Regions from separate parts of the Mus musculus genome. Here all the other regions are linked to region 3. A link is a loop called in an ENCODE intact Hi-C map of the cell type or tissue named here. Cell type or tissue: heart. All regions are shown on one strand. Links, peaks and the distances in the headings refer to the core of each region. The heading gives the core; the rest is flanking DNA.

Region 1 (10,559 bases), core at 1,340-9,339, 330 kb before region 3:
GAGACTCGTTTTCCTTTGCTATATTGGTGAAGAAACTGAGCAAAAGTGGAGTCTCTGGTGGCTACTTTCTTGGTGTCTGTGGGTCTCTAACCCAGCTCCTGCTTAAAAAAGAGAAGACAAGAGCAGGACCAGATTATGAGGAAAAAGGAGAAGAAGAAGGAGGAGGGAGAAGAGGGAGAAAAGGAAAGGAGGAGAGGAAGAAGAGAAGGAATAGGAGGAGGGAGAGGAGGAAAGGAGGAGGGGAAGAAGAGAAGGAGGGAGAGAGAGGAAGGAAGGACTAGAGGGGGAGGGGGAGGGTGGAGAGGAGAGAGGAGGAGAGGAGGAAGAGGGGGAGAGGTGGAAAGGAAGAAAAGGAGGGAGAGGGGGAGAGGGGGAGGAGGAGGAAGAGGAGGAGGAAGAGGAGGAGGATTTTCAGTAAGTGCTCATGGACAACTCCTACATCTTTACTAGAATTTGCACAAGTAGAAAGTATTAATGAAGTACAAGTGACAGGCGAAGAATACTGTGTCCCTTGGAGTAGCTTGTGTGGCAGGAAGCACAGACCATAGAGCCATGCAACACTGCACAGTGAACTGGAACTCTCTTGCTTACACTCTGTGAGAGTGGCCAGGTTTCTATGGTTATCTGACCAGATATGGTTATGGCTTCCCATCAAGAAGACGGAGTTAATCCAGAGCGGGCACATGCTTGTAGTCACAGTGACTTGGGTGTGACAAGAGAAAATTACTTCACGTTCAGAAGTGCAAGAAACATGAGAAGAGCTCACATGAAATAAATTAAGAACTGATAAGCTGCTGCATGAATGAACGGAAAACTAAATTATCACAAAGGAGAAACACACTACAAAGTGGAATTAAAAACCCAACTTTATGGAATGGTCCTGCAATCCGACAGAAATAACAGCAGGCTCTCCGTAAACAGTGGTCTCATTATCTCATTAAGAGATCACTTTAAAATGTAGAATGCCTTTAATAGCTCTATTTGAGACATGGAAGGGCTGTGCTTGGTGGTGTGGGCCGTTCTTCATATGGAGGCTAGGTTGGGTTTGACTCTCCTAATGGCCAATTATTTGGCTGTGGACTGGCAAAGCCTATATGATTGATTGCAGAGACCTGGCCAGACTCAAGCTGATGGAAATCCAGAGGCTGCAGACTTCAGCACGGAGACATAGAGAAGCCACAGGCAGCAGGCACACACTAAGTTTAGAGGCTATGTAACTGCTCTTGGCCCAGTTATTTTTAATGGGATTTACCATGATGCCCCCACACAAAGTCACACATTGTGCTCTTGTTCATCATGTGACATTGCGTTTTCATCCCTAGAGATTTACGGTAACATTATATTTTAGGGTGTAAGCAAGGATGCATTCTGAAGTTGTGAACACGTATTACTTGAACATTTTTCTTTCCATTTCTCACTCTGCCCAGCAGATGGCAGTCATTCCCTTTAGAATCTAAAGGTTAGCTCTTAACATTCATTCCTACCTGCTTATGACCAGCAGAGGGGAAATCACCTTTAGTTACAATAAGTGACAATAATCTGTCACAATAACAATGTCTCCTATTAGCCTATTCGGAACTTGAGGGATTTCACATCCATATAGTAATGAATTATTATTATTATTTTCTCAGTTTTTGTTAACTCCATCTCATTTTTTAAAGCCTCTAATTAGGAAGTAAATGAGAAAACAATTTAAATTTATATTTGTGGTAAATAGTTTTTACATAAGAAAAGGAACAGAAATCTTGGATGTTGATGCGAGGCTATAATTTTGCTGTATAGCTTAATATAAATACATCATACAGTTTGTGGTATATTGTCATCATTCCAGTACTGTGATAACAAGTAGGCATCATATCCAGCCATTTGACCCTGTAATGGGGTATACAAGATGAGAGTAGATTTCAAAATATCAGAGCAAAACAAGCTTCACTTTCAGGAGGTAAGTTTGGGTCAATATCTAGACATGGAGAAGGGCCTTTTATTCTTTTTGGTTACGAGTCATATGCATGGCTTTAAAATGTGTCTGTAGCAAATGCAAAAGCCAATGGGGTCTTACATATTTCACAACATGTGTTTTAATCCTTCCCTCTCTAATAATAATGAGCAGTTTATCCTCCATGTTCTAAAGATCTCTGAATCTTATTGTTCAGCCATGATTTCTCTGTAACCTTTGGGGAGCCTAGCACTTTGCATCAGTTTATAGAACCTGTCTGATTAAATGGGACATTGCCACAGAGGACTCAGTGCTTATCTAGTGACTCTCCCTGACGGATGCATGTTAGCAGTGCTTCTCGTAGGGTTCCCCTCAGTCTGCTTCAGCATTTGGAAACCCTGAATGCTGAGCTTTGCTCACAATTGCTCTCTAGTGACCTTCCCATAAGAAGTCACGCGTGTTATCACAGTATTGATGCATGTTAACAATCATACTGCTCTTTGCATGAACTTGAATACTGAGTATGTTAAAGAAGAATACAATGGAAGTTTTTAAAAAAAGGATCCCCCTTTTTGATTTCTCTACTTCCTCCCTTTGAAGGAGTTGTCAGTCGTTCGATCATGGTCCTGGTGGTGTGAGATTTGAGTTCCCTGCGGTTACTTCTTTTTCAGCAGCGGTTTTGAAATAAAATACTTTAGAGATCTCTTGACCGTGGGATTAATATTACAAATGCTCATATTATGAAAGGTTTGCTAAGTTAGTCTGTAACATGAAATGTGGGCTTTTAAGATGCTGTATATAAATTTGAAATTGGAACACTGTCATAATCTTTGTCTAAAAAAAATCTAACGCTCGTTTTTAAATATTAGTTGGTATCCTCCTCTAAACATTCTGTAAGGATAGCTGATACCTCTGAGGACTGAGAGGGTAGGCTTGCTTAAAACAAGATGTGTGATCAGAACATAATCCTCATTTGTGTTCAAAGATTTTAAATTACCACTGTCTAGACCTGCAGCTTAGTCTTCACAGGGGTTCACCAATAAGTGGAGCAGGGGCTGTCCCTAAAACTGTTGCTTGTCTGAGAATTCCATTCCCCTAACTGGGCTGCCTTGTCTAGCCTTAGGAGAGAATGTGCCTAACCCTGAAGAGACTTGATGTGCCAGGGTTGGGGGATATGGGAGGTGGTCCTACCCTCTCAGAGGAGAAGGGGGGAAGTATGGGGGGAGGGACTGTGAGGGGGAGGAGAGGCAGTGATTAGGATGTAAAATGAATAAACTAATGGAAAAACCCCTTCTGCTTCTTGTTTGGAGCCAAGCTGAGGGGCAAGTTGTCAGAGCAGTCAGTTTGGATAGCACATCAACTGGACATGGGGGTCAGGCTTTTAACAGCCTTCTAAGCTAGTACACACACAGTAGAGTCTCCAGCTCCCTAGTCCTTCATTTCCTTGCCAAAGGGCACCGAGAGAGGGTCAGATGTATTAGCACACAGCAGCGGCTCTGTCACTGTTACCAAAAAATCCGAAGACAAGTCTCTGCCAGTTTACAGAACCAGGGCTCGAGGTTACGATCAGTGAGAGAGGGATCTAGGAGCAGAAAAGTTTACATTCTTCGTGAGTGGGAAAAGCAGGTGTTCAAGTCCCCTCTCTCAAGCAGGAAGGAGTCGGGAAGAAGAAACGGATGAACCATTGTGTGAAGGGAGATGCCCAGGCTAGACACAGAGATGTGCAAAGAACATGGCTACTGGGGTTGAGTGAGGTACCTGGGTCCTTGGCTATAACTCAGAAAGGGTAGTACCTGGCTTGGCACTTGGCCTGAGTATGAGGAGACCTGCTTTGGCCTCGGAGGCCAGTCAGGGACAGCCTGCAAATAAACACAAGCCTTAGAATCCCATTCCAGGCTTGTGTTGCCTTGGTTTGGGGTTATCGGAATTGCCTTAGACGCTCTACCTCCTTGGATATTCTCTTCGCTAATATGACCTAATGTATCTTGTACTGCTTGGTTATTTCCTTATAAATCCCTACTTTTACCCCATTTCCTTACTTTGAAATCTAGTGTGTCTTACTACGACAAGCTGGACTCTCTCTAGCTGGCACTCACTGTTCCAGTTTCATGGTTTATTAGTTTAAGGGAGTCTCCTTAGGTCTGAGATGTTTAATTAATGGCTTCCTCCTTAGCCTTTGTCTGTTAATCACACGTAGACCCTCTTTGCCTGCAAACTCCACCCACCACCTAACCAACTCTACTTCTTTTAAAGCACAGCCCCTATTTTTTTTTTCCTATGAATTCACTGCCTAGGGGTTCATTGCCCAGTCTCATCATTGCTGCTTTATGAAGTCTTCACACCCTGTCCGCTGCATCACTCAGCACAAGAGCTTGTTTGGCAACAATTTAGCTGCTTTTCATCTAAATTTGTTCGACCTTAGAACCTTGTTAGAATGAATTGATCATTGTGAGTTCCTCTTATTCCAGGGCCTTTGCCAAGACACAGCCATTGTACTAGACCCACAACAGTGACAGAGTACTAGAGTTGTAATGCAAATTTACATTTATAGCAGGGCATAGTAGTGCATGCCTTTAATTATGGCACTTGCAAGGCAGAGTCAGGCGGGTCTCGGTGAGTTTAAGGCCAGCATGGTCTACAAAAAGAATTCCAATATAACAAGGGCTGTTACACAAGAAACCCTGTAGCAAAAACCAACCAACCAACCAAACAAACAAAAAAAAAAACAAGACAATTACATTTGTATATTCACTATCTTAAGAAAAAGTGCATTTATTAATCTTTTACAGGTTCTGTTATGCAATAAATTATACTTAACAGAGGTGCTAGTAACAATAGAGGCAGTGTCACCAATTACAGGTTTGGAATTGGAAAATTTGACAGTTCGTTAGACTGTCATTTTGGAATGACACTAAAAGTACTGCCTTAGCCATTGGCCTTGGCTTTCTCTCTTGACAGATTAGAGTACGTTACTGGTTTCTTTCCAAGTGCTAGAGTTTTCCACTAGTTTTTATCGTACTCATTGAGTTTTGTATTTTAAAAGAGTCTTCAATCTTCCTTCCACAATACCGCCCATATGTCTCTCCATCCTAGGAGTGATCCTCCTGTGGAAGATTTTGGCTTTCAAACTGGAACGTGGCACCTCTGTTCTATTTTCTGTCCCACTATGCCAAGTGCCGAATTTCACTCCTGAAGTTTGAAAAAGGCCCTACGAAAATGTTTGTCTCTCTACTCAAAACTTTAAGCATACTTGTTCATTTTAAAATTGTTCTTAATGCCACAGAGGTCATAATTTCTGGAGTCAAGTTATATAGAGATTTCAGTTTCCTCGGGTTCTGGGACTTAAAAAAAAAAGATCATTTTCTCTGCTATTAAAAACGTGTTTAGTCACAATCTTCAGCAGACGTAGAAACGAGAACAAACTTGTCCTCTTCCCCTAGTCCTAAATGAGGAGAGTGGGGACATACCAATTATGCTGCTACAGGAGAAATTCGCATTTGAACATGATTTCCGTGAAAACTCTCAAATATACTCTCAGGGAAAGTGAAAACAAATTTAGCGAACTTAGACTATTCCTTGCTGCATGTTTAATGTGTTTCAAAACACTGATTTTTTTTTTTCCATCGCTCCTTTTAGTTCTTGAGAAAAGGGAAGCGCTGCAGGATGAGGCGGGAGAAAGGTTAAAAGGAAACAATACTAAGGAGTCACACTTAAGCCTGAGTTCTTCAGATTCCCATGGTTAGCAAGAATGCTGCAGAGGGCCATGAGGAAAAAAAAATCCGAGCTGTTTTCAAAAATAATAGTAGCCAAGAAGAAAGTCGAAATTTTAAGGACCAAAATGCATTTCCACGTCATTACATGCCACCTCATTTCCTTGAATTATGGCCGTGTGAAATTGATTTCTCTGTAGATTGGATTCACGGGCAGTTTCCTTTCTTACAAAGCCACCGAGTTCCTTTTCCTCCCATTAAAGAGCAGGAGTAGCCCTTCAGATTTATTAGCAGCGTAACGTCCATCCTCGCCAGGGGGACCGATCTGAATAGAAGGTTTGCTTGCTGAACAGAGAGGTGGGCTACGGGGACCTCCCACGTTCTTCTCTGACCTGCATGCTTCTGATAAGAAAGGCAGCCGCTGCCTTAAAACAATGCTGCCCAAGTTTACACTGGCAAGTGGCTTTTCCTTATTGGTGTGGAAACGTAGCCTGGGGACCTCTGTTTACTGGGTTTGCCATCAAATTTCTGAAATTGTGATCTGGAAAACAGGCATTTCTACTGATTAGAAAATGAAAAGTTCCCCTGTATTATAAAATCAAAACAGCCTTTCTTCTTGGGAACCTGGACCTTCACAAACATTTTCTGGTTTTTTCTTTCTTTTTTTTTTTCTTTCTGTTGCTAACCTTCTCTCGTTTCTGCATGTGGATCTTGTTAGCACAAGGCACAGCACTGAAGAGCTTTCTTTTTCAATCAGCATGAAAACTATGCTGGCGAGAGAGATAGCTTGGTAGGTAAAGGTATTTGGCTGGCAAGCCTGACAACCTGAGTTCAATTCCCCTGGACCCACATGATCTAAGAAGAGAACTAACTCTCAAAAACTGTCCTGTGTCCTTCACAGCCACACTGTGGCACACTATAGTGCTTGTGTAACACGCACAAACTAATTAAATAAAAGTAAATAAAAATTAAAAGTAACCTTTCAAACTGTGAAATGTGATGTTGCAGCAGCGTTGGAAGCAATCTCGTCATTTCTGTGATTACAAAAATCGAAAGCAAAATCACGTAGCCATACTGGTCAAATTTAATATAAAGAAGGGAGACAAATACCCAACCATATTCTATCTAAAATCACCGCTTTCTAATCAAGTTTCTCAATGCTTTTTAGGACGAAGGGACAACAACATTGTTTTAGCTCTGAGCAAAGTTTGTCTTGCAAGCTTACTTTTGATACAAGCAGACTCAGACAAAATTCTACATGGAGGATCCAGAAGTGTTTGGCTAAATACCCAAATACTTAATGACAACTCAAACTAATAGCAAATCAGGTGAAGTACTCCATTTTTCATCTCCACAAATTATGGTCATTATGACAACTTAGAACTGGAGATTTGAGTTTAAAAATCATCGGATCATTGGTCACTTGGTTAAGACCCCGTTCCTGAAGACAGCACACACTTTGATCACAGGAAATGAAGAAATCTAGATGTTACTGACTAGGAACCTTCCTCTTTGTTGCTGAGCCTTCATATACTGAAATGGATGCGCAGTTGTCGGGGCAGAGTATATCATCAACAGTCTTACCCTATCGTTAACCCTATAAATTACAACAAAGACCAAGTGGCAAAGTATGTTCATGGGTACAATAGGGGCATAGATATTATGGGTGACAACCAATCTCTGCTCCAATGATTTAAGGCCAATTGTGTAGAAGAAAATGCATGCTAGATACTGTAAATCTGGCAAAGGACCCGTGGTTAGGGCAATCCTAGGTCCCAAGAGCGAACCTACCACAGTTCTTTTTCTAAACCGATATATTATCAAACTATCTGCTACCCAGATACCCAGGTCCATACCTTCGTGCAGCCCTCAGGCCTCATCAGGAAAATTGTGGATGATTAATGCAGTCGATGCAGAATTTACCTTCCTGTCAAAGTGTAGAGATTAAATGTCAGTGCAGGGCTCACAAATGAGACTGCTGTAACACACCTCTTCCCCAAGATTCAAAAGTCATCGCAGAACAGAGGTAGAAAGATTTTAAGAGCCACTGTTCAGGGAGGGTCAACGTGAAACAACGTCTTCTGGGCGTGATAGGGCTGCTACATTCATGAAGTGAAGACAGCTATGGAAGCCTGCATAGCTAAACAAGTTCAAGCCAATCAGCATCCTGGCATGGAGTTGAGGGTATTTCACAAGCCTTCAGCCCTGGCTAGGGAGCAACTGGCAGTCGATGGCATATCGGGGAGGAACAGTCAGTATAAATGTGTCACCCCCTAGTAGATTGACAGTGTTTCTTTGGATGGCAATACACCTGTGAGTACAGGCAGCTTGAATTGGACTTGAAAGATTATAAACAGAAAACGAAAAGAGGTTGGGAGGGGTTGGAGTGGTGGGGCTGAAAATACAGCCTGGATTCTAGCTCTATTGTTTTACTTTCAGGTATCTTCTCACCAAAAAAACCTTACCAGGACAAGTGTGGGCACTCCTGAGTAGATTCATTCTGAACTCATCCACCTATACCTGCTTTACCTGAGAAATAATGGCTTCTTCACTACCCACTAGGACTCTGAGTGTAGATGCTAGTAGCACTTTAGTCATCATGGGGGAAAGGTCTAGGCACATCTAGAAAAGGAGACTTTGGACTTTAAAGCAGGAGTAGAAGTCTCGTATATCCAGAGAACAATCATAATGTGTTAGCACTGGGGCAGTGGAAAGGAAAGAGCATCCTCTTAACTCTTGTGAATATGTAGCTAGAGAAACACAGGGCACAAAATAGGATGCTCATTACCCATGGCAGTAACCTATAATCTGTAGTTGCATACATTTCATAAAATTATGTATTTGCAAAAGGTAAGAATATCTAATTCTAAACAAAGCAAAATCTAGAATGTCTGGATACTGCTAAAATTTGCTTGGTTATTCATGAGTACAATAACTTGGCTATTCAGGAATACAATATTCTGTCCCAAATACCAAGCCTGACTATATGACCCATTCAACTCTCTGCATATTCCTGTATTCTATATAAACCGAGAGACTTTTTAGGTGTTGACTCTTCTTCACCCTTAATGGCAATGTAGTCATTTCTTCAACATAGTCATTAAGCATCTTTACCAACACTGTAAAGATGCTTAATTCTGAACATTGTGCAGAAAGATAGTGATCTACACAATGTCCCATCATAGACATGAATAAGACCCAGTTCCACCCCCAGTGTGCTTATAGAGAAGAGATAACTCTGATAGGATGTGTTAAGTGATATCTGAGGAATTCACAGGATTTCTGGAGGCAGGATGATGTAAAGGTAAAATGGATAGGGCTTGATTTTATTTTTGTTTAATCATCAGCTTTAATTTCTTTGTGGTGAGAAAACACATATAAACATATAAAAACATAGTCTTTATTTACCAAGCTGTTGTGTGGATTACGATTCTATGCTGTATGACTGTTAGGTCCACTATCTAAAGGAGGAAGTTCAAAACACATAGAACGTTACTTCAGGTGCAAAAAGTTACACGGCCAGAGAAAATAAAGCCCAAATGACTACCCAAGTAGTTTGACACTAGCAACTTTTATTTTATTCTCTTTCCTATGCTTGCTTGTAAGGAAAGGTACATTTCCCAGCACACATTAAGAGGTGCTTGTCACTGTAAGTATGTCAGTGACTATTTGGAGACAGGGAAAACAGGCAAAAGGTCTATCTGTCAGCAGAAAGACAAAGATCAGCCCTGAAAGAGGCTGGGATAGATAAGGCCATCTATGGTAGAAGAAACTGAAAGGCTGAGTTACACTCAATGGAAATTGGCATGAGAGTAAGTGGTATCCTGGGAAACAGAGCTGGACGTGGAGGTGGTACAGAATAAACCAAGGGACTTGGTCTTTTTTTTTTTTTGTCTTTTTTTTATTAGATATTTTCTTTATATACATTTCAGATGCTATCCCGAAAGTTCCCTATACCCTCCACCTGCCCTGCTTCCCTACCCACCTACTCCCACTTCTTGGCCCTGGCATTCCCCTGAACTGGGGCATATAAAGTTTGCAATACCAAGCGGCCTCTCTTCCCAGTGATGGCCGAGTAGGCCATCTTCTGCTACATATGCAGCTAGAGATACAAGCTTTGGGGGTACTGGTTAGTTCATATTGTTGTTCTACCTATAGGGTTGCAGACACCTTCAGCTCCTTGGGTGCATTCTCTAGCTTCTCCATTGGGGACCTTGTGTTCCATCTTATAGATGACTGTGAGCATCCACTTCTGTATTTGCCAGGCACTGGCATAGCCTCATATGAGACAGCTATATCAGGGTCCCTTCAGCAAAATCTTGCTGGCATATGCGATAGTGTCTAGGGACTTGGTCTTTATTGAGCGAGAGATGGAGCAAGGGTCAGCTTTAGAAAGGGAAGTGATATCAGGTGACTTCATACTATTGAGCTAATTTGTCATTAATAATGGAAGACAGCTTCGATAATCAACAGCTCTTATATGTGGGAATCAATTTTTAAAAATACTTTTATTTTGGCACCGTTCATCTTCCTAAGGGGCTGCTACCTCTTTTAGATTCAATCCTTCCCCTAACTCTTCCATAGGCCCAGACCTCCGTTCAGTGGAGCTACAACAGAGACCTGATGCCTCAAGGGAAAGGGGATGCTAAAGGGGTGAGCCAGGAGTGGATAGGTGAGGAAGGGAATACCCTCTTTGAGGCAAAGAGGAGAGGGGATGGAGTGGGGGATATGCTTGCGGAGGGGAATGGTTGAAATGTAAAATAAATAAATAAATAACACTTGACATGTAAGATAGATAGATAGATAGATAGATAGATAGATAGATAGATAGATAGATAGATAGATAGATAGATAACTTCCCAGCTGGTAAGTTGGCTTAACAGGTAACCCTCTCTGGTACCCACAAATCCTGT
Region 2 (10,559 bases), core at 900-8,899, 77 kb after region 3:
GTATTTTGATGAACACTGTCATTGATTTAGTTGACACTGTAAATAACAAAGTAAAACACACATAGATGGGGCTGGAGAGATGACTCAGTGGTTAAGAGCACTGACTGCACTTCCGAAGGTCCTGAGTTCAAATCCCAGCAACCACATGGTGGCTCAAAACAATCTGTAATGAGATCTGACTCTTTCTTCTGGAGTGTCTGAAGACAGTCACAGTGTACATACATATAATAAATAAATAAATCTTAAAAGAAAAAAATTTTAAAACACAGAGATTTATTTAAAAATGGATAAAGACAACTGTAAGCCAAAATATGTAAAGACATGGGTATTTTGTACAACACACCCTTTCAAGAACAAATTATGAAAGCATGAAATTTGAGGAAGGGAGTTCTGGAAGGAGTTGGAAAGGCAGAGTGGAGGATGGATATAAGCAAACTGTGATGTATACATAAATAAAATTCTCAAAGGAAAAACAATACTGTGTTTTAAATGTTTTATAGCTATGCAGGAAGACAAATATGATCAGTGCCTTGCTCAGCGATCATCAGAGGAGCTTCCTTCTGCCACAGACTAGAGCAAGTACAGACACTAATAGCCAGATTCTATGCAAAGAGAAAGAGACCTTGAAACTTGCAGCCATTAAATGGGATATCTCCATCAAAACCCTCATCTCAGGTCTCAGGGCATCCTACAGAAGAGGCTGAAAGAGGGTAAGAACCAGACCCGATGGAGAACTCCAAGGAACAAAACCCTCTAAATCAACATGAGCAAAACATACAAACTCACAGAGGTTGAAACTGTATCCAGAGAGCCTGCACTAGAGGAGGTTTAAGATATGAAAGGAGAAATGTACACATGACCCTACCCCAAACCCAGAATGAACAAAGGATTCTTAAGGGTGGGCTGCAGGCCCAGCAGTACATGGCTAACAGACCACAAACTTGCTTTGTAGTTTCCTTGTCACATAATGTCACTTATTCATTTTAAACTGTTTCTTGTGCCTTCTCTTGGGCTCCTTCCCTTCCATTTATTTGTTTATTTGTTTGCTTCGTTTTCCAATTCCAATGTATCAGTTCTTGTTTTACCTTATTATATTCCATTTTATTATTATTCCCATAGAAGCCTGTTTGCTTTTTTTTTTTTTTTTTTTTTTTTTTTTTTTTTTTTTTGGTTTTTGAGACAGGGTTTCTCTGTATAGCCCTGGGTGTCCTGGAACTCACTTTGTAGACCAGGCTGGCCTCGAACTCAGAAATCCGCCTGCCTCTGCCTCCCAAGTGCTGGGATTAAAGGCGTGCGCCAGCACGCCCGGTGCCTGTTTGCTTTCTAATAACAGACAGAAAGTGGAAGTTCGAGGAGCTGGAAGGAGTAGCCGGAGGGGAAACTGGAGTCAGGATAAATTATGTGAGGGAAAAAAACAAAACAAAACTATTTTCAATAAAAAGCAAAACTGTTTGATAACCACAGTCTGTATGAGGTATGTCTTCCTTCCGATTTATTCTTTGTCGTAAGTCAATGTCTTTTGTAAAATTTAGTTCTTCATCTCCGAATAAGCAGAGTCTGCTTTACCCAAACTGAGACTAAAAATTATTAGATATGGCAATCAGGTGTTCTTTCCGAGATCATCAGTTGTCATTAGTTTGATAACAAGTTTTGAATGTCTCTTCTTATGGCCACATGATACCATTGCCTTAGTTTTCGACCCTGAGCTGTTTACTTTAACATCCTTCAGAAAGTATTTTAGGACTTTTCATTAAATCATACAGTCATGAAGAAAAGAATAGAAAGGGGAACTTAGTAAATTCAGTTCCAATTATCTGGGTGGCCATGGCTACCACAAAGAAGATTGGATGCTGAGCTTTATACCATATTGGCTTTCCTATATTGTGAATTTTAAATTGCTACATGGGTTTTATTATTTAACAAAATTTTGTGAGAGCTAATTCTATGTATAATTGACATCCTGTGTGAATTTTGTGAAATACTTTCTTAGGATTTAAGTTGTTCCTGGGAAACTAACTGGTTTCCCTCCAGTTCTCCAATATTTGCTAATTGAGGTGCCTTGAAAGGCCACTAGGGAGAGACATGGAGTCTTCACAGCAGTGTTTGGGTCACTGGGTGCAAGTTCCACAGCAAGGATACAGTTTCCCTGAAGGCATCAGTAAAACAAGCTGTCAAAAGTTCTGCTTGCCCACTAGGGAAAGGCTCAGTAAGCAGAAGTATACTGCTCATGAAATTCAAACATACAAAATAATGTTTCCTCTGATAAGTTAAAAAAAGTCATATTACATACCAAATATCAGTTCTTATTCAACATACAATATTTTAAAAAATGATTAAATAAGAAAAGAAACTTTTGCAAACAAAATTTTCAGAGAAAATAAGATGTTTAATGACTACCAATGAGAAGATCCTTTGAAGGTGACCTCTTGGAACACACAACTGAGCTCATACAAACATCCATGCTCTGATACAGTCATTTGGGATTGACCCAGACGTGACAGACTCCTTGAATAAACTATTGGCTTATCTGAAAAGGCTTCTCATTTAACTCAAGGCGTCACGCTTTCGTACTGTAAATCAAAGCCTAGCTATCATAGGCGATGGTGATGTTGTCTGACTAAGTCACAAGTATATCAGTTTGAATTTGCAGAGGCAGAAAGTGAATAGGTCTGGCAAACTTCAAAGGCTCGAATTACAGGAAGTATGATTCTGTCCCGAGCTTTATTTCTGTGGCACTTAGAGACGAGGATATTCTCGTCATTGTACGTATAGTGATAAGCGTGTGCTGAACATTGCAGTTCTCATAATGGACTGAAAAATCTGGTATTTGTATTTTTACCAAATGTAGACACAATGGTAACTTGATATCTTATAACCTAGTCTTGTCCGTATTAAAGTTTTTCTCAGACAAACCTTTCCAGGGAAGGTGGTTTGACCTCTGCACATTCTGTGTATGTTCACCAATAAAGTCAACTGAAAGTTGAGAGTAACACACCCCCTTCTATTTTTTTCCCCCCACTTGCAGTCAGCTACTATAAACCACTTCAGTCTGCTTCCAGCCAGGGGGCTTCGCAGTGCCTTAAACACAAAACTTTTGCAGGAGTTCAAGATCCCAACTATTACGCCAAGTATAAACTTGAAGATGTTATAAACATATTCTTTAGAAGGTTCAAGTGAGAAGTACACAAGATAAGATAACTGAGTCAGACAATCGGAATGTCTTCAAAAGTCCCTTAACGTGTTCAGGAAAGATGCTATTTCTCTTTAAAACAAAATAAAACAAACTAATTGATACTTTGATTTTTTTTTAATCTTATAGCCACTGTTTAGGAAAAGAATTGATAAAGTTTAGAAGATTCCAATTTCTGTTACATCTTGGATTTGACCAAGTTCAAGTTAATTCTGAAATCCAAAACCTTTAAGCCCAGTTTCTAAATTTACTCACACTTTTTCCAAACTAGCTCACAGAGCCTGGGGCCCCTGCTATGCAAACTCCAGGAGCATAAAACTCCGTTGTCTGGTCACACACCCCAGAAGCTCTTTGGAGTCCAAAACCAGCCAGGAAAAGAAAAGAGCATTTCCTACAGCAATGAAATTCTCTCTGGAGCCATGCCACTGGGGCAGGGTGCAAACTCCTCTGTTGGCAGGAGACCACTATGAAGGAGAAGGAATCTGTGTGACTGAACACCTCTTGGGCCCTTCCCTCCTCTAAGTTGCTTTCCTTTCTAGTAACAGCTTTCCACTGGGGGAGAGAAAAAAAGAAGAGAAACTTTGCTCCAAGCAAGCGTGCACCAATCTCTAACTTTGGATCCAAAGGTTAAATAAATAATTATGCACACACACTCCACGGCAGGTTCTCTGTACACCCAGTAAAGCCAAGCCCACACACAGTCCAGGACTTGGGAGCCTCGGATCCTCAGCCCGACCCGACGGGGTCCCTTGCACCTACCTTGACCTCGCCCCCGTCGGGCTCCGCTTCCGAGAAGCCCAGTCCCGACTCGAAGGCGGCGACGGTGGCGGGCGCCTCGCGCGGACTGGGGATCAGCGCAGCGGCGAGCAGGGAACACGCCAGAGACAAGAAGCACAGCAAGTGCATGGTGGATGGACCGGGAGCAGGGAGGCCGGTCCGTTGGCTGGCGCAGGCTGGGGCGTGAGGCTGAGGTCCTCTCCTGGTCCCTGTCCCGTGGTTTCCTCCCGGGGACCCCCCTGGGCGAGCGTCTCCCGGGACTCGGCGGCTCGCAACTTTTGCCCTCGGCTCTGGCAGCCCTCACGGGGGAGAGGCTCCCGGGTGTCAGGTACGAGCCTCACAGGAAACCGGACATCCGAACTGCCCTCGGTGGCGGCCCGCGAGGTGAAGCGAGGGCGCCGGCTCCGCCGATCGCGGTTTTGTTTTTGGTGTTTTGCAAAGAAGAGGGGGTGGGGTGGTTAAGCCCAGTCACCCCGCGATGTTCCACTCGTCCCGAAGAGCCCTCGGGTCCCTCGTCCCCCCTCCTCCCTCCCCTCGCCCGAAGTGAAAGGAGCCGGGCCGCGGGAGCCGCGGGAGAAGGCGGTGGTGGCGGCGGAGCCGGGGGGCGGGAGGAGGGCGGCGGGGCGCCCGGCGGCGGCGAGGCCCGCGAGCTCCCGGGCGCTCGAGCCTCCTGCGCGCGCGGGGCCGAGCGGTGGCGGTGGCGGCGGCGGCAGCGGGCGCAGGGGCAGGGCATGACTGATGCGCCCTCTGCCTGCGCTTATGTGAGAGAAAGCGGCAAGAGGGAGGGAGCGTGCCGAGCCCAGTCAGCCCTCCCCTCTCTTTCCCTAGGAAGCTTGCTCCCTCCAGCCCCACGCTTTCCTCCAGCCCCACCTCCATCCACTCTCCTCGCTTTCCCTTTCTCTGCCCTTCTCTCTGGGCTCTGCTGGGGTGTCGGGGTGGGGAGGCAGGGGCTCAAGTCAGGTCTGGGGGCTTGACTCTCTCTGCAGGACCAGTTTTAGGGGCCACATGACTGAGCTCAGCTGCTAGAAAGATGGGGAGGGGGGAGCAGGTACAGTGGGTAGGAGACGCACGCTTTGGCCCTGGCAACCCCTTGTGGTAAAATCCTTCTCCAGACATTCTTTATCCTGAGAAGTTTGGGACCAGCCTGAGACTTCTAAAACACTTCAGAGAAAAAGATCAACATTATAGCAGAGACCTATGGGGCCATAGTGCCCTTCCCAGCACCACCACCTCCACTGTTTTCTGGTTTACTTGAAGCAAGAATGCAAAGAGGGACATCTCAGAATACAGGGCAAGTCATTCATGCTAAGATCTTAGTGATCTTCCGGAAGACCTAAAGTTCCATCTGAAGGACAGATGGTCCAGAATCTTAAAGAACATTGATAGAGACACACCCAAACTGTATCTGCAAGACACACCTTCCATTTGCAAGAGAAAGAGAATGAAATGGGACAATTTATATGCTGAAAGAGCAAACAGCAGTGATGCATTTATTCTCTGGAAAAGCACCTAGGAACTCTGCTGTCTTCCTGGTGATGGCATCTGCTTTCCTGGGCAGGTGGGCAGATGGCAGAAGTTCCACTTAAGCTGCATCAACAGCATAGAGACATGAAAGGTCTTGCCTATTCAAAAACTATACTAAGTGCACTAATGTTAAAAAGCCACAAAATTGTCGTTGGAGGAAAGACGTTTCCTTGTAATTCAAATAATATGATCTGGAGGTCTCCTTGCCCAACATTTCCGTGAGTGCTTAAATACCTCTACAAACAGTGAATGCCCCTTGCCCTGACTGTGCTTCCCTTTATTGAAGACTGACATCATTGAATCTTCCAACTACCCATTGCTTTTGACTTTGGTATTTTGCGTACTTCGTCTAATGTAAATTCCACATGTTAGCCCCTCAGATATTTGGAAATATCTGTCACGTTCTCCCAGGGCTACTTTTCCTACCAGTGAAAGATTCCTTTTTAGTTTAACCCGACAGTTCCAATTATCCTCATCCATCATGCTAAGTTTATCTTCATAAAGTACGCCGTTCAGAACATGGCTCCATACTTAAAATACCCCAACGAAGCATGCAGAAAAGGAGGGGTCTTCCTTGTCTAGAAAGCAAGCATTTGTTGACATAGCATTGGACCAAGTTTATTTTCTGGCAGCCAAGTCATGCTGTTGATGCAAAGAACTCTTAAAGTTGACCAGATTTCTCAAGAAATCTGCGTGTGTACTAATATTTAGTTATGTCTGCACTACTCTGCATTTGTGGCAGGAGTTGTCTTCTGGGCTCTAACTTGTGTCTCATGGTTTATCATGAGGAAGTCTTACCTTGCCACAGACGGCCCCTCACAAGTTGCTAAGGCAATTTGGGAACTTGACATTTTCTGTATGTTCCCTTCTTTCTGTGTTCCTGTTGAACTGGCTGGATTTTGACTCAAGTAGAAATGGAGTGTCCTTGGAATCTTGTCTCAGTACAGTGGTTCTTAACTTTTATTGCACTTGGAGTCACAAAGGGCGGTTGTAAAACCAGATGGTTAGGCATGCCACCAGGATTTAGGGAATTCTGGGAAAAGGCTTGGATGTCAGAATGCCTCAGATAGACAGCCTACACTGAGAACTGTCACACTTTTCCATCAATCTCAGGATTTAGCATGGTATGAATACCATAAAAATCAGCAAAATTAACATGTATCAAAATGAATTAGTGGCAAACTTTTTTTAAGATGGTTAGCACATGCACTCCACTTACATATATTTATCTTCCTGTTGCTAATTACTGTTTTCTGTAAATAAAGTCATAGCAAGACCTGTTTAAATAAAAGAAACATCAGTTGTCTTTAAAACCAATACAGTAGGGCTGACCATATAGCCCAATGTTAGAATGCTTACTTACCATGAATGAAGCCTAGGGTTTAAAAGAAGATATCACTATTATTATGTATAATAGTTATTAATAAACATTATTTAACAACATACTTTTTTTAAAAGTTGCTAGGGATTTTCCCCCTGCTTAACACCTAAAAAATTAAATAACTATTACAGATTTTGAAGTTTAAAAATATCTTTTTTAAAACTGTTTTTTGTTTTAATTTTTTTTCTATCAATGACTTCCTGCAAGATCTTTTAAGATCGATTACTACTGTTATTTTTAAAGCACTTCTAAGGGAAAGAGGGTGTCATGTAACTGTTTGTTTTGTTTTATAGAAACTATTACTCTGTTAGTACAAACTAGGATGGGAGAACTGGATAACATTTGCATAGTATCTCCAGTTTCTTGTAGCTATTGGGTTTTTAAACTTTTTGACGATAGCGTTTAATCAAAAATTACTATATGTCTATGTCTGCTTCTTATCAGAGTTCCTGAGTCTCCTCTAGGCCAAATTCCAACACCTGTCACAAGTGGTAATGATGCAAGAAAGGAAATTTCCAGTGTGACCACACTGGGAAGATAGTAGACCTTGTACTACTGACTAACAAGAGTTTCACCCTTATACAGGAGAAGAAAGGCCTGGTACAAGAACTATAGTCAAGCAATCTCAATCAAGCTTGTTCGTGCATTTTATTATTTAGGTTGTTTCTACTTAGAGGTTCTGTTGGCAAAGCAGAAATCATTATTGCTTGCAAAGTCACTTTAGTTTGCACTGGGCCCTGTTCAGACACTTAAGGTTGGAGATGACCTTGATTCCATCAGTGGAGTAATGATTCTCATGTGGGACCAACATTTGTTCCCATCACTGAGTGAACTGGCCTGTAAGATTTAACTGTTTGGGGAATCTTGGAACAACTGGTATCTTTTTTTTTCTTTTTTCTTTTTTTTATAATATTTTAATTAGGAATTTTCCTCATTTACATTTACAATGCTATCCCAAAAGTCCCCCATACCCCTCCCCTCCACTTCCCTCCCCACCCACTCCCACTTTTGGCCCTGGCGTTCCCCTGTACTGGGGCATATAAAGTTTGCAAGTCCAATGGGCCTCTCTTTCCAGTGATGGCCGACTAGGCCATCTTTTGATACATATGCAGCTAGATGTTATCCCCTTTCCTAGTTTCCTCTCTGAAAATCCCCTATACCATCCTCCCTCTCCCTGCTCCCCAACCCACCCACTGCCCCTGGCTTTCCTGCCCCTGGCTTTCCCTATACCCGGGCCTAGAATCTTCACAAGACCAAGGGCCTCTCCTCCCATTGATGGACAACTAGGCCATCATCTGATACATATGCAGCTAGAGACACAAGCTCTGGGGGTACTGGTTAGTTTATATTCTTGTTCCTCCTATAGGGCTGCAGACCCCTTCAATTCCTTGAGTACTTTCTCTAGCTCCTTCATTGGGGACCCTGTGTTCCCTCCAATAGATGACTGTGAGCATTCACTTCTGTATTGGTATCTTTATCCTTGGATGAGAGGTTAGATAAATTTAAGACTAACCGATGTTGTTGCCAATTTTTAGGCAGGTATCTCTTAAGAGGTCATTAACAAATCTGTATAGTACTTCAGTAAGAATATGACCCAAGCATAGAGGATGGCTTCAAGCCCTAACAAACAGTGATTTCCGTGCATGCTTTATGTGCCTTCATGAGCCTTAGATACAATGTGCATGCTTTAACATTCATTAGATTCTGTCCATCTCCTTTAGTTTAATCTGTATCCAATTTCAGTTACTTTCCTGCTTCCTTGATTTTATTTTGTGGTTGTAATTCAAACTTTGCTAATTGAATGGTGAAATAATTTTCATTTCATGAGTCTAGTCTCTAAGGAACACAATTTAAATATATAAGTTTTGATCTTGATTCTGCTTAATCTATATTTGCAAATTTTGATCTCTTTTATTTGACCTTTGTTAATGTTTTTGCAAGCAAGTTTAAATACTCTTGTATTAGTCACTTTTCTGTTGCTGTGATAAAAATCCCATGACCAAGGCAATTTCTGGAAAAAGAATTTATTTTGGTTTATATTTCTAGAGGTATAAGGGTTAATTGTGACTGCAGCAGCAGGGTGTCAAGAGATTGCATCTTTAACAGAAGTAGGAAGCAGCAGATCAAAGCGAAAGTGGAAAGTCACTGAGCATCAAACCCCAACTCTCACCATGGTGACATATTTCTTCCAGCAAGCCAACTCCACCTGCACCTCCCAAACATCACCACCAACTGTGAATCAAGTGTTTACTATGGAAGACAATCTCAAACTACCTCATTCCACTCCATGGCCCCATTGGCTCATGTCCATTTAATACTAGAAAATGCATTTATTCCTACCTCAGCATTGCTCCATGGTCTTTAACAGTTGCAACACTGTTTAGAAGTCCCAAGTGTCTTCTAAGACTGGAGCACTCTCTTAACTGTGGCATCCTGTAGATTACCTACTGATTACCTGTAGATTACCATCATACAGGGGAACAGAATGTACATTGTAATGGCAAAAGAGCAATGGAGGAATCGTGAGGAAAACCTGGATCAAAGCAAGACCAAACCTTAGCAGGGCAGACTACAAATCTTGCCACTCCAAATGCAGTGTCAACAAGGGTTAGATGCTTTTGCCCCTCCAACTTTGCAACTTACAACACACAGCTCTCTCTTGGTCTGGTTCCACTTTATAGGCAGATGATTCAAGGCTCTGGTATCCCCAACATCTTTGGGTCTGAAACAGATGATTCACTTTCACAGCTTCATATAGTGGCCTCACAGAGTGTCCTTCATACCTACACTCTCCTGTCACACACTACACAGCCTTTGTCAATTTCTGAAACCAAGAAGGCAGAGTCCATGACCCATCTGCTCCTATATCCTTCATGCTTCTAAAGTCAACAGCATGTAGACAACACTACCAACTTCAGTTTCCAGCTTGAGATGAAGCCCTGGCTCCCTCTGGACCACAGCATCTCTGTGCTGACCCTGAGGAAATATTCCCCGAAAGATTTCACAACAATGATCCTGGCCTCTTATTAATCACAGCTGATTCTGCACCCCTAGCTAACTATCATCAATTGTCCAGTCATGCAAAGATTTCATTTCCACAGAGCCTGAATCCAAAATATCACATAGATGGCTCTAAGAGTATTTACTTACCTCTCAAAGTTTGCAAACCAGGCCTCCATTGTCAACATGTCTCCTAATGTCCATATCTTACAAGCTCATATAACAATTCATTAAGCTACAAGCACACATAACCCTTCTCTAGCCCAAAGATCAGAAGTTATGTCATAATTGCCCTGAAAAGAACAACATGGTCATGTCCAACCTAACAGTTACTTCACTCTTGGCGCCATACCTGTATTAGTAAAGGTTCTATAAAGGTCCACAACTAATAGAATGAATATGCATATATACATACATATTCATATATGCATATATATATAATTCATTAGATTGGCTTTCAGGATGTGGCCTGAAGAGTCCAACAATGGTTATCTCCCACACCAGAGAAGCCACATGTTATTCAGTCCATGAAACCTAATTTCTTATTAGTTCAGTCTGGAAAAGTCCTGGAGAGTTACTGATCTTCAGTCTACACAGGAATTTCTAAGAAATCAGTTGTGATATCTATGAAGGATTATCTGTGGATTTCTAGCAGCAGAAGAAATGAACTTGTGGATAGTAAAGGCA
Region 3 (10,559 bases), core at 1,265-9,264:
TTTTTAAACTGACATGTAAATAAAAAGAAAACTATGGTTTCGGTGTCATATCAAAACTCGTTCTCAGGCAAGCCATGTGGTAATTTTAAATAATGTGGCTAGGTGCAAGGCGAGGCCAGTTTCCACTTATTTAGATTGGTAGCCTAAACTGACTCTTTGCAGGAAAATCAAATTACCCATCCCTTTCCTGCTTTCTCCTGGACCTTCACTTTCAATGGGTTATATATAGGCTTACCAGGGACTCTTGACTTTGCACTATATTAAAAATGCTGCAATTTCTAAGTGTTATAGTTTATTTCTCCCATATTTATTCTCCCATATTCTCTAGAATAACATTTTTAAGGACTATAAATTACAGGTTATGCCACCATGAATCCAGTAAACTTGTTTGATTCTGCTTTAAATATACTTTGCAATAACAAATTATGAGTATGTGTGTGGGGGTGGGAGAGGTTGTGGTTCATATAGAAGAATACTTCAAATCTTCTATCACTCACTCTCTACCTTTATTGCCTTGAGATTCTTTTTCAGTGAACCAGAAACTCTCAGTACACTAAGCTGGCTGACCAGCTAGCTCACGGGACTTTCCTTTTCTGTTTTATGCATGCTGGGGTTATAGGTACCCATAACTATGCATATCTTTACATGGGTGCCTGAATTTCAAACACACATCTTCATGCTAGCATAGAAAGCGCTCTTACCTATTGAGGCAGCTTCCTGGCTCCAACATCAAACTTTAAAACACCATAATATTTAAAACTTAAATGGTCCCACCAACTCATATTATGCCACTTTTCACATCATGCTTTTTGTGAAACACTATGGTAAATATTCATCTGCTTCAAAAAAGAACAACTGTGAGACAGTTATCTCTGGTGTAATAAGACAACGAGTAGCTTTTGAAAACTGATTTGGGTTAGTAAACTTTATTTCTGTATTTTCGTGTGTGTGTGTGTGTGTGTGTGTGTGTGTGTGTGTGTATGGGGTGGGAGGTGTGTGCACGCACGTCCACTTGTCTGTCATCTATGAGGATAGCACCTAAAGCATTAGGCATCATATGTATAGTATATAAATGTTCTAGCATGTAAGGGAAACTATGTCTGAATTCAAACCAAAAAGAAAATATATGCACTTTTTTAAGTATTCATTTTCTTGAAATATAAACCTTTCAACCAGTGGTTTTCAACCTGTGGGTGGGTCACAACCCCTTTGGGAATAGAATAACTCTTTCACAAGGGTCACCTAAGACTACCGGAAAAGATAGAGATTTACATTATGATTCATAACAGTATCAAAATTAGAGCTATGGGGTAGCAAGAAAACTAACTTTATGCGTGGGTTCATCACAACACAGGGAACTTTCCTAAAGGGTTGAGCATTGGGAGGGTCGAGAACCACTTAATTACATTAACCTAAGACACTAAAATAAATGAACACAGTGTAGAAAATTTATTGAAGCATTTTCAAATGTTTGCAATGGGGTATTGCCTCAATTACAAAAAGTGTGCGTTGCTATGGATGTATTTTCTAGCTGTGGGTTTCAAGAAATCATCCAGTTTCATCACTGTCAAGTGTACTAGGCTCCATATGTTCACACGGCATAGTCACTGTGAGTGTACAAGGTTCTGTTTGCCCACACTGGTATTGTCATTCATGAGTGTGCAAGGCTCTGCACACAGTCAGCAACCTCTACTTACTTTTCAGGATCTCTGTGTTATAATGTGCAGCAGCAAATTTTACACTGTCCCCTGTCCTGGTATTGAGGGTGGGCTGCTGCCAGCCGCCTTTCCGCAGCTGGCACTTGTACATTTTCCAGTAGTCTGGGTACAGGACAGACATCAGCTCATCTACGCTGGACACAGACCGCAACTGCTCCTCCAGGTCTTTGCCTTCAAAAGCCTGTCAAAGACAATTGCAGGATCAATACTTCCCCAGACTAAGAGTATAGGAAACAAACTCAAAACCTTTTTGGTTTGATGTGACTGACATTGTATCTGCTAATAAAAGTATTATTAACAAATCACGACTTGCTTAAATTGTCATGGTAAAATTAAATTTACATTAATATTTAAATGTCTCTGGAACAACTAAGTTAAACTGCATTTTTTTATAAGACAAAAAATGTTAGATATAATTTTTAAAATTATTTTTTAGATTATTCAAGTCACAGCTCTATATCATATTGACAACTCTGTTGACTTACAAAATTATTCACACACACACACACACACACACACACACCCACACACACACACGTTGTTTCATATAGTGTGAAAGTAAAACAACACAGATTTCCTCTAAAGTTGAGTATCAGCATCAATACAATATAACTAAAGCTTTTAAAATACATACATATTAATTTTAATGAAATTAAATTAATGTAATTTAATTGCATAATAGATTTTAAAGTTGGATTAAAGGCTGCATGTATAGTATAGGGAAACAGCACTTTTCTAGAATGCTCAAAGCTCTGGCTTTGATTCCTAACACTAAGAGAAAAGGCAAATGTCTGGACCAGTTATGACAGTATGAAATAATCATTGAAGTTGACCTTTAGAGGAGATTTTAACATTACTGAAACAACACAAATAACTTCCCAATTTCTACACATGGTGTATTTGCTGGAGAAAAATCTCACATGTGACACAAAATTCAAGAATCAAAGGTTGTCAGATATACATTCATTGCTGATGAAAAGAACCAACATGAAGGCAAAGGCATTGAAGAAAACTCACTCTATGTGATGATGTGTGCGAAAATACCTTCTGAGAATTTCAAATCACATATTTATATCTATATATAATATATCTATATCTATATCTATATCTATCTCTATATCTCTATATCTCTATATCTCTATATCTATATCTATATCTATATCTATATCTATATCTATATCTATATCTATATCTATATCTATATCTACATCTACATCTACATCTACATCTACATCTATATCTATATCTATCTATCTATCTATCTATATATGTATATATATACAGAGAGAGAGATTATTTGGCATTCAGCACTTGATAAAGCTAGAGAATAAGACAGTGATCAGATAGAGTTGTGGTCATTGCCATGTGCAATAAAATGTCATAATGCTTCAGCTAGTAACCAGTTATTAAATAGGTCCCAGAAAACAAGGAGCAGTGAGTGCTACATGCTACATGTGACAGGAGGGTTGCTAGAACTCTTCCCTTACAACTTTGCTAAGACTACAGTCAACCTCTGACATTATGCCACCATACAATACTACAGAGTAGGTCATGTGTTCACTGAACCAAAAGGAGCACTGATAAACTTCTACAACCTAATGAGAGACACATAGAGAATATGGATAGTGAATATGTATAAGATAGATAGATAGATAGATAGATAGATAGATAGATAGATAGATAGAGATAGAGATAGAGATAGAGATAGAGATAGATATAGAGATAGATATAGAGATAGATATAGAGATAGATATAGAGATAGATATAGAGATAGATATAGATATAGATAGCTATAGATATGAGGATAGCAAGAAGCAAGGAAAAGTAATGTTTTGAGGCCCAGAGGAGTACATATTTGTAGTTATTCAAGAACAAGTTTATATTACAAGCTGCTGGGACTTTCCACATATAGACAGTAAATTCACTTTAGAATCACACTTTACATAAGTGATGATGTTCTATCACACATGCATGCAAAGTCATTGTACATATCTACATATATGAATATAAACTAGTGTTATATAGAAAATACAGAACTGGTCAAACAAGTTGAAAAAAACAACAGTTATCTCAGAAAGAATCACGATACAACATGACGACCACTGTATGACATAAGCATGGGAAAGGTTCACAGTTTGTATATTAACACATCCAGATAACATGCATACTTTTAAAACAAAATTTGCATATGGGGAGATTGAATTAATGTTTACTTTCTTGAGTAAAAATAAAGCAAAACCGGCTATGTTCTACAATTTGTAGAGTTAATTAGGCTTTAATAAATTTTGTATTTTAAGTTTCGAGTAATGTATATACATAACTTTTAATAAATCAGAATAAAAGTTTCACAGTGATCATCCGTAAGCACCTGGCAGGCTATCAGACTAGCTTTTTCTAACTTCAGAGAAGGAACCTTTCATATAGAATGTAAATTATAAGAATCACTCTAAGGAGCAGAAATCTTTACAATCAAATAGAATAAAAGTAGATTTCAGCAGAGCAGCTCACTTCCTTTCCCCACTAGGTAGACATTCTTTGTATTGCATTTGTATCAATGATAGCCTTCGGCAGAGAAAGACCCAGATGATCTCCATCTTGTAACAGAGATCCATATTATATTGGATAATATTAAACTTCAACTGTTTGGGCCATCATTTTACTATGTGAAATGCCAATACTGTCTTATTCTTGGAGGTTTTATGGTGACTCACTGAAACACTTGACGTAAAAGCATAATTAATTATTGCAGGCAGCAAGGGAACTGTCATTTGGTTATTTGGAGACTATCAAAAACTTCTGCACGGCTGTGATCACAAGGTGTATAGTGCAGAATATCCTCCGATTCGCTTCTGACGTGTCCTAAGGAACTAGCAAGCCAGGGATTGAGCACTGTAGAGTACGCAATAGGAGGGTGTTCAGTTAGGATTCCAAGGAATAGTGACGGAGTGTACAGAAGATCTAAAAATTAAGATCACAGTTGACCTTCTAGTGGTGGAACATGCAATTCAGACTCTACTTCTGAAGATAGGAAGAGGTCTCAGCATGAGTGAGTGACACACAAAAAAATCCTTCAATGGGAAGAGCTATTTCCGTGAAAGTCAAGTTTGTTCTTAACATACTCCCTAGTCTTTACGTTCACTAATGTATTTTAATACATTTTAATATTCATTTGCTTGAATATTCCTGGTTTTTGTTTTGCAGGAAAAATTTAAAACAATGTCTTAAAATACATAATTTGAAATGAAACTTCATACTTTCTAAAACTGAATCTAATTTTATATGTCAGTTAGGGTAGATCAAGTAGGTGACACCAGCCAGCCGTTGCCCTCGCATAGCTTTTTGCACCTTTTCATTAGCAAAGAATGACAGAAGCACCACTGAGGGAAATATGATAAGCTGAAGCCAAGGTCAAAGTTGAGTTAACAATGTGATAACCATGAGGCAACAGAACAACAAAAAATAAAACAAAACAATAAATCAATCGCCTCAATGACAATGTTAGCAGTCACATGACAAGAAAAAGCCTCTCTCATCTGCACCCCGTGTTTCCTCTCAGTTATGAGAAGCCATAATGGAAGCCGAGAGAGTCATAAACAATGTGGGCTCTCATCTACAGGCCTCTGCTTTAAAGATACCTTTGTTTTTCAGAGTGACGGAGATGTGCCTGTTCCTAGTGAAGGTGGAGAACTGTTGCTGTTGAGGAGCCCTGCAGGGGGCAGTAGAGGGCTTCATTAGGTGGGATATTTTAACTTAATCAGATGGCATAATATACATGGCATGGATTACTCTCCTAAGAATATTCGAGAAGGTGAAAATTTTTATGATTTCACTCTGTAAAATGTGAGAGTGGGTTTCAAAACCACTACCTGCTTGGATTAATGATTGCATTACTCTGTGTCAGGAACACGCTTTCTGTTTGAACATTAAGTATTTCTTCACAGTGTTCCCTTGGCTCATAACAGCAAAATGTATTTATTTATATATAGTGTTCCAAAGTAAATCTCAAATGTTTATGAACTAGTTCCCTATTATTGGTTATAATTTCAAAAGAAAGCTTTATGTCTTTGAAAAATGTACGCTCAACTTTCTGGGAGTGGGCTTGTGTGGGTCAAGCACTGATAAAGCAAGGACATGGGGACTTTAGTTTGCAAGGGCAGGACAGATGTAATGCAGGGCAGGTATGGTGGCTGCCTCTAACCCTACCTCCCAACCCCCACCCCCAGTGCTTCTGAGATAGACAGAGGTTAAAGTGAGAGAGCCCACAGGTCCAGCAGACAGCATCAGGGTCAATTCCTGTGTTTATACTCATGATCACCCATGTGTTTGTGCATCAGCACACATGTCGACATACACATGCAAAGAAACACACAGACATACACTATACATATGGGATGCTTAAAAATTTCTCTTGAAGTGAAGGCATATTGTATGTTTTAAAGTATTTGCTTTTAGTAAAGTTTCTTTAGTATGTATGATAAAGAACAACGTTAATCATAGATAATGCTAACATGATCTAGGACTGATGGTAATATTAATGGTATGATGTTTGATTTTTATTTAATGTATAATACCCGATTAGAAAGTGGATAAGTCCTGATCACAGTTTGAAGGGATTTTATAACTGAACTTCTCTAACTCCACACAGGTAAGCATGGAGAACATAGAATATATCATATAATGTTTTTTTCATTCTATTTAATGAGGATGGTTCAGTAAGTGTAACTAACATCATTCTGGGTAGTTGTGAATTCAGTTTTTATTAGTTTACAATGGCAGAATGCTGTAGTGCATATACATACTATTGGGTTTCTTTTCTCAATCTTGATTTGTAATACTGAATCATATAAGCCAGAAGCTGGAAAGAACCCAGATGCCCCTCAACAGAGGAATGGATACAGAAAATGTGGTACATCTACACAATGGAGTACTACTCAGCTATTAAAAAGAATGAATTTATGAAATTCCTAGGCAAATGGATGGACCTGGAGGGTATCATCCTGAGTGAAGTAACCCAACCACAAAGGAACTCGCACAATATGTACTCACTGATAAGTGGATAATAGCCCAGAAACTTAGGATACCCAAGATATAAGATACAACTTGCCAAACGCATGAAATTCAAGAAGAGCGAAGACCAAAGTGTGGACACTTTACCCTTTCTTAGAAATGGGAACAAAACACCCATAGAAGGAGTTACAGAGACAAAATTTGGAGCTGTGACGAAAGGATGGACCATCTAGTGACTGCCATATGCAGGGATCCATCCCATAATCAGCTTCCAAATGCTGACACCATTGCATACACTAGCAAGATTTCGCTGAAAGGACCCAGTTATAGCTTTCTCTTGTGAGACTATGCCGGGGCCTAGCAAACGCATAAGTGGATGCTCACAGTCAGCTATTGGATGGGTCACAGGGCCCCCAATGGAGGAGCTAGAGAAAGTACCCAAGGAGCTAAAGGGATCTTCAACCCTATAGGTGGAACAACAATATGAACTAACCAGTACCCGGGAGCTCTTGTCTCTAGCTGCATATGTAGCTAGTCGGCCATCACTGCAAAGAGAGGCCCATTGGACTTGCAAACTTTATATGCCCCAGTACAGGGGAATGCCAGGGCCAAAAAGGGGGAGTGGGTGGGTAGGGGATTGGGGGTGTGGGTATGGGGGACTTTTGGGATAGCATTGAAAATGTAAATGAGGAAAATACCTAATTAAAAAAAAAGAAAGGTGCTGTTTCCCAGTTCTGTAAACGACTGCAATTTCTCTAGTCTATGTGTAGGGAGCACACATTTAGAGGGAATATTGTAAGAAAAGCAATTGATGGCTCATAAATTAAGCACATAATTACCTGCCCAGATAAGGTAGAAATGAATGGATCAATTTTGCACTTCGGAGGGGTACATATGAATTCCCCTGCTCTGTGTCTTTACCAACAAATGTTAGTTGCTTTTTATATTTTAAGTCCTTCTAATGTGTAGATAATAATATCTCATTGTGATATAATGTATTTGCAAACTAAAACCTTTTTATTCTTTTCTGTGAACCATCTTTGCTGCGGTTACTTGTGAGAATATAAATGTATTTTGGATGTGTGCTCTTTACATTGTGTGCCTTTGGATATATAAATTACCGATAACTACGTTTTCGCTCATTCAATAGTGATATCTGGTGAACAGAAGTGTCTGTGTGTGTGTGTGTGTGTGTGTGTGTGTGTGTGTGTGTGTGTGTGAATAAATAAACAATATCTGAGGATTTTTGTTTTTAAAGGTTTATGTTTCTGCCATATCTTTCAAAGAAACATTCAACTCAAAGCCATGAAAATGCCATTCTACATCATTATCTAATTTTTTTATTAATTTTGGGACAATCATGAACCTGGAACTGTTTATTCAGTGTAGTGTGAGGTAGGTGTCAGATCCTATTTTTCATATCTAATTAAACCTACACCATTTCATTCAAAGGCCCATCACTTTGGCATAGGACTAAATCTACTCCCTTTTCATTTATGTATGTAATTATGTACCCTTAGGCTAGTACAAAACCTCAGTTGTTTAATCATCAGTAAAGTGTTCTGCTAGAGACTGAACCCAGGGCCTTGCACACAAGAGGTTAAAGAAGTACTCTATGGCAGAGCTACGTCACCACCTCTTACAACAGCTTTATAATGGAGCTTGATATTAAGCGTACTATTTGGATTGTACATATAATTTTCCTAATTTAACAATAGAACTAATATCCAAAACAATTGAAAATTTCTGCCTTTTTCTTCTATTAAAAACATCAGTTAAATTAAAAAAATACAAAAAACAAAAAAATATACAAAAAATTAAGCAAATTATTGTATGAACTACCATGACATGCCCAGGGCTTTATATATGTTATGTGACATATGTTATAAAGACAATTATAATCAAGAAACTTGGTGACAACAGTCAACATTAGGAACCATGTTAAGAGATTCATTCCTGTATAGCAAGGTACATTTCAAAACCTTCTTCATTCTCAAGTTTTTATAATCTGTACTCTGTGAAATCTCACTTTACCTCATCATACATGTGCATATTATTTAAATGCTCACATTGCATACGTAAAGGCACTTCTTAAGTGTTGGGAGCCGCGCCCACATTCGCCGTTACAAGATGGCGCTGACAGCTGTGTTCTAAGTGGTAAACAAATAAACTGCGCATATGCCGAGGGTGGTTCTCCACTCCATGTGCTCTGCCTTCCCCGTGACGTCAACTCGGCCGATGGGCTGCAGCCAATCAGGGAGTGACACGTCCTAGGCGAAATATAACTCTCCTAAAAAAGGGACGGGTTTTCGTTTTCTCTCTCTCTTGCTTCTTACACTCTTGCTCCTGAAGATGTAAGCAATAAAGTTTTGCCGCAGAAGATTCTGGTCTGTGGTGTTCTTCCTGGCCGGGCGTGAGAACGCGTCTAATAACAATTGGTGCCGAATTCCGGGACGAGAAAAAACTCGGGACTGGCGCAAGGAAGATCCCTCATTCCAGAACCAGAACTGCGGGTCGCGGTAATAAAGGTTCCCGTAAAGCAGACTGTTAAGAAGGATTCAACTGTATGAATTCAGAACTTTTCAGCTGGGGAACGAGAGTACCAGTGAGTACAGCTTTACGAGGTAAGTCTGATCTTGAACTTTCTAAGGAAATTCAAGACAGTCTATCAGAAGTAAAGTGGAATATGTTTGGCCTTGAATTTTTTCTGGTGTTAGGAGCCCTTTTGTTCCTTTTCACATGTTATCAAGTGATTAAGATAGGGCTGAAAATTCTAGAGGAAATTCAGGACAAGCTATCAGAAGTAAAGCGGGGAGAGAGAGTAGGAACAAAGAGGAAATATGGTACACAAAATAAGTATACAGGCCTTTCCAAGGGTCTTGAACCCGAGGAAAAGTTAAGGTTAGGTAGGAATACCTGGAGAGAGATTAGAAGAAAAAGAGGAAAAAGGGAAAAGAAGAAAGATCAATTAGCGGAGGTCTCTAGGAAAAGGAGCCTGTGCTCATCGCTGGATGGGCTCGGGGAGCCAGCTCTTAGTAGCTCTGAAGCAGATGAAGAATTCTCCTCTGAGGAAACAGACTGGGAGGAAGAAGCAGCTCATTATGAGAAAAAAGGGTACCAGCCAGGTAAAGTGCTAGCTAATCAGTTAAGGAAGCCAAAAGCGGCTGGCGAAGGCCAGTTTGCTGATTGGCCTCAGGGCAGTCGGCTTCAAGGTCCGCCCTATGCGGAGTCCCCGCCCTGCGTAGTGCGTCAGCAATGCGCAGAGAGGCAATGCGCAGAGAGATGCGCAGAGAGGCAATGCGCAGAGAGATGCGCAGAGAGGCAGTGCGCAGAGAGGCAGTGCGCAGAGAGGCAGTGCGCAGACTCATTCATTCCCAGAGAGGAACAAAGGAAAATACAACAGGCATTTCCAGTCTTTGAAGGAGCCGAGGGTGGGCGTGTCCACGCTCCGGTAGAATACTTACAAATTAAAGAGCTTGCCGAGTCGGTCCGTAAATACGGAACCAATGCTAATTTTACCTTGGTGCAGTTAGACAGGCTCGCCGGCATGGCACTAACTCCTGCTGACTGGCAAACGGTTGTAAAAGCCGCTCTCCCTAGTATGGGCAAATATATGGAATGGAGAGCTCTTTGGCATGAAACTGCACAAGCGCAGGCCCGAGCAAACGCAGCTGCTTTGACTCCAGAGCAGAGAGATTGGACTTTTGACTTGTTGACGGGTCAGGGAGCTTATTCTGCTGATCAAACAAACTACCATTGGGGAGCTTATGCCCAAGTTTCCTCCACGGCTATTAGGGCCTGGAAGGCGCTCTCCCGAGCAGGTGAAACCACTGG

What was found. A loop is a pair of places that touch in the nucleus more often than their neighbours do. Peaks named below come from ENCODE experiments on the same cell type or tissue, not always from the same donor. Only the 100,000 strongest peaks of a DNase experiment are listed, where the experiment ranks them.
Region 1: a loop joins it to region 3, with 4 times the contacts of the local background. A loop is called at or near these places in 9 of 42 quality-filtered maps.
Region 2: it touches region 3 in a loop (6-fold over the local background); 5 of 42 quality-filtered maps call a loop at or near these places.

What each region holds. Positions count from the first base shown.
Region 1 is chr8:54,482,149-54,492,707 of GRCm38, reverse strand. No RefSeq gene overlaps it. Among named protein-coding and RNA genes, the nearest start is that of Spcs3, 43 kb to the left of the region's middle. In heart, for the core only: CTCF peaks have their summits at 1,443 (motif pointing right) and 5,948; a DNase peak (open chromatin) is centred at 6,017; H3K4me3 peaks cover 460 bases; H3K27ac peaks cover 508 bases.
Region 2 is chr8:54,071,316-54,081,874 of GRCm38, reverse strand. Gm33153 reads left to right here. Exons shown (of 1, transcript XM_006509526.4): 1 at 1-5,805. The coding sequence starts at 4,102. The coding sequence ends at 4,941. It overlaps Vegfc (vascular endothelial growth factor C), which reads right to left and starts at 4,343. Exons shown (of 7, transcript NM_009506.2): 1 at 3,950-4,343. The coding sequence starts at 4,096. In heart, for the core only: CTCF peaks have their summits at 2,072 and 4,743; DNase peaks (open chromatin) are centred at 4,264 and 4,404; H3K4me3 peaks cover 3,137 bases; H3K27ac peaks cover 2,665 bases.
Region 3 is chr8:54,148,298-54,158,856 of GRCm38, reverse strand. It overlaps Vegfc (vascular endothelial growth factor C), which reads right to left. Exons shown (of 7, transcript NM_009506.2): 2 at 1,698-1,899. Among named protein-coding and RNA genes, the nearest start is that of Gm33153, 70 kb to the right of the region's middle. In heart, for the core only: a CTCF peak has its summit at 5,430 (motif pointing right); no DNase peak of the experiment used is centred there.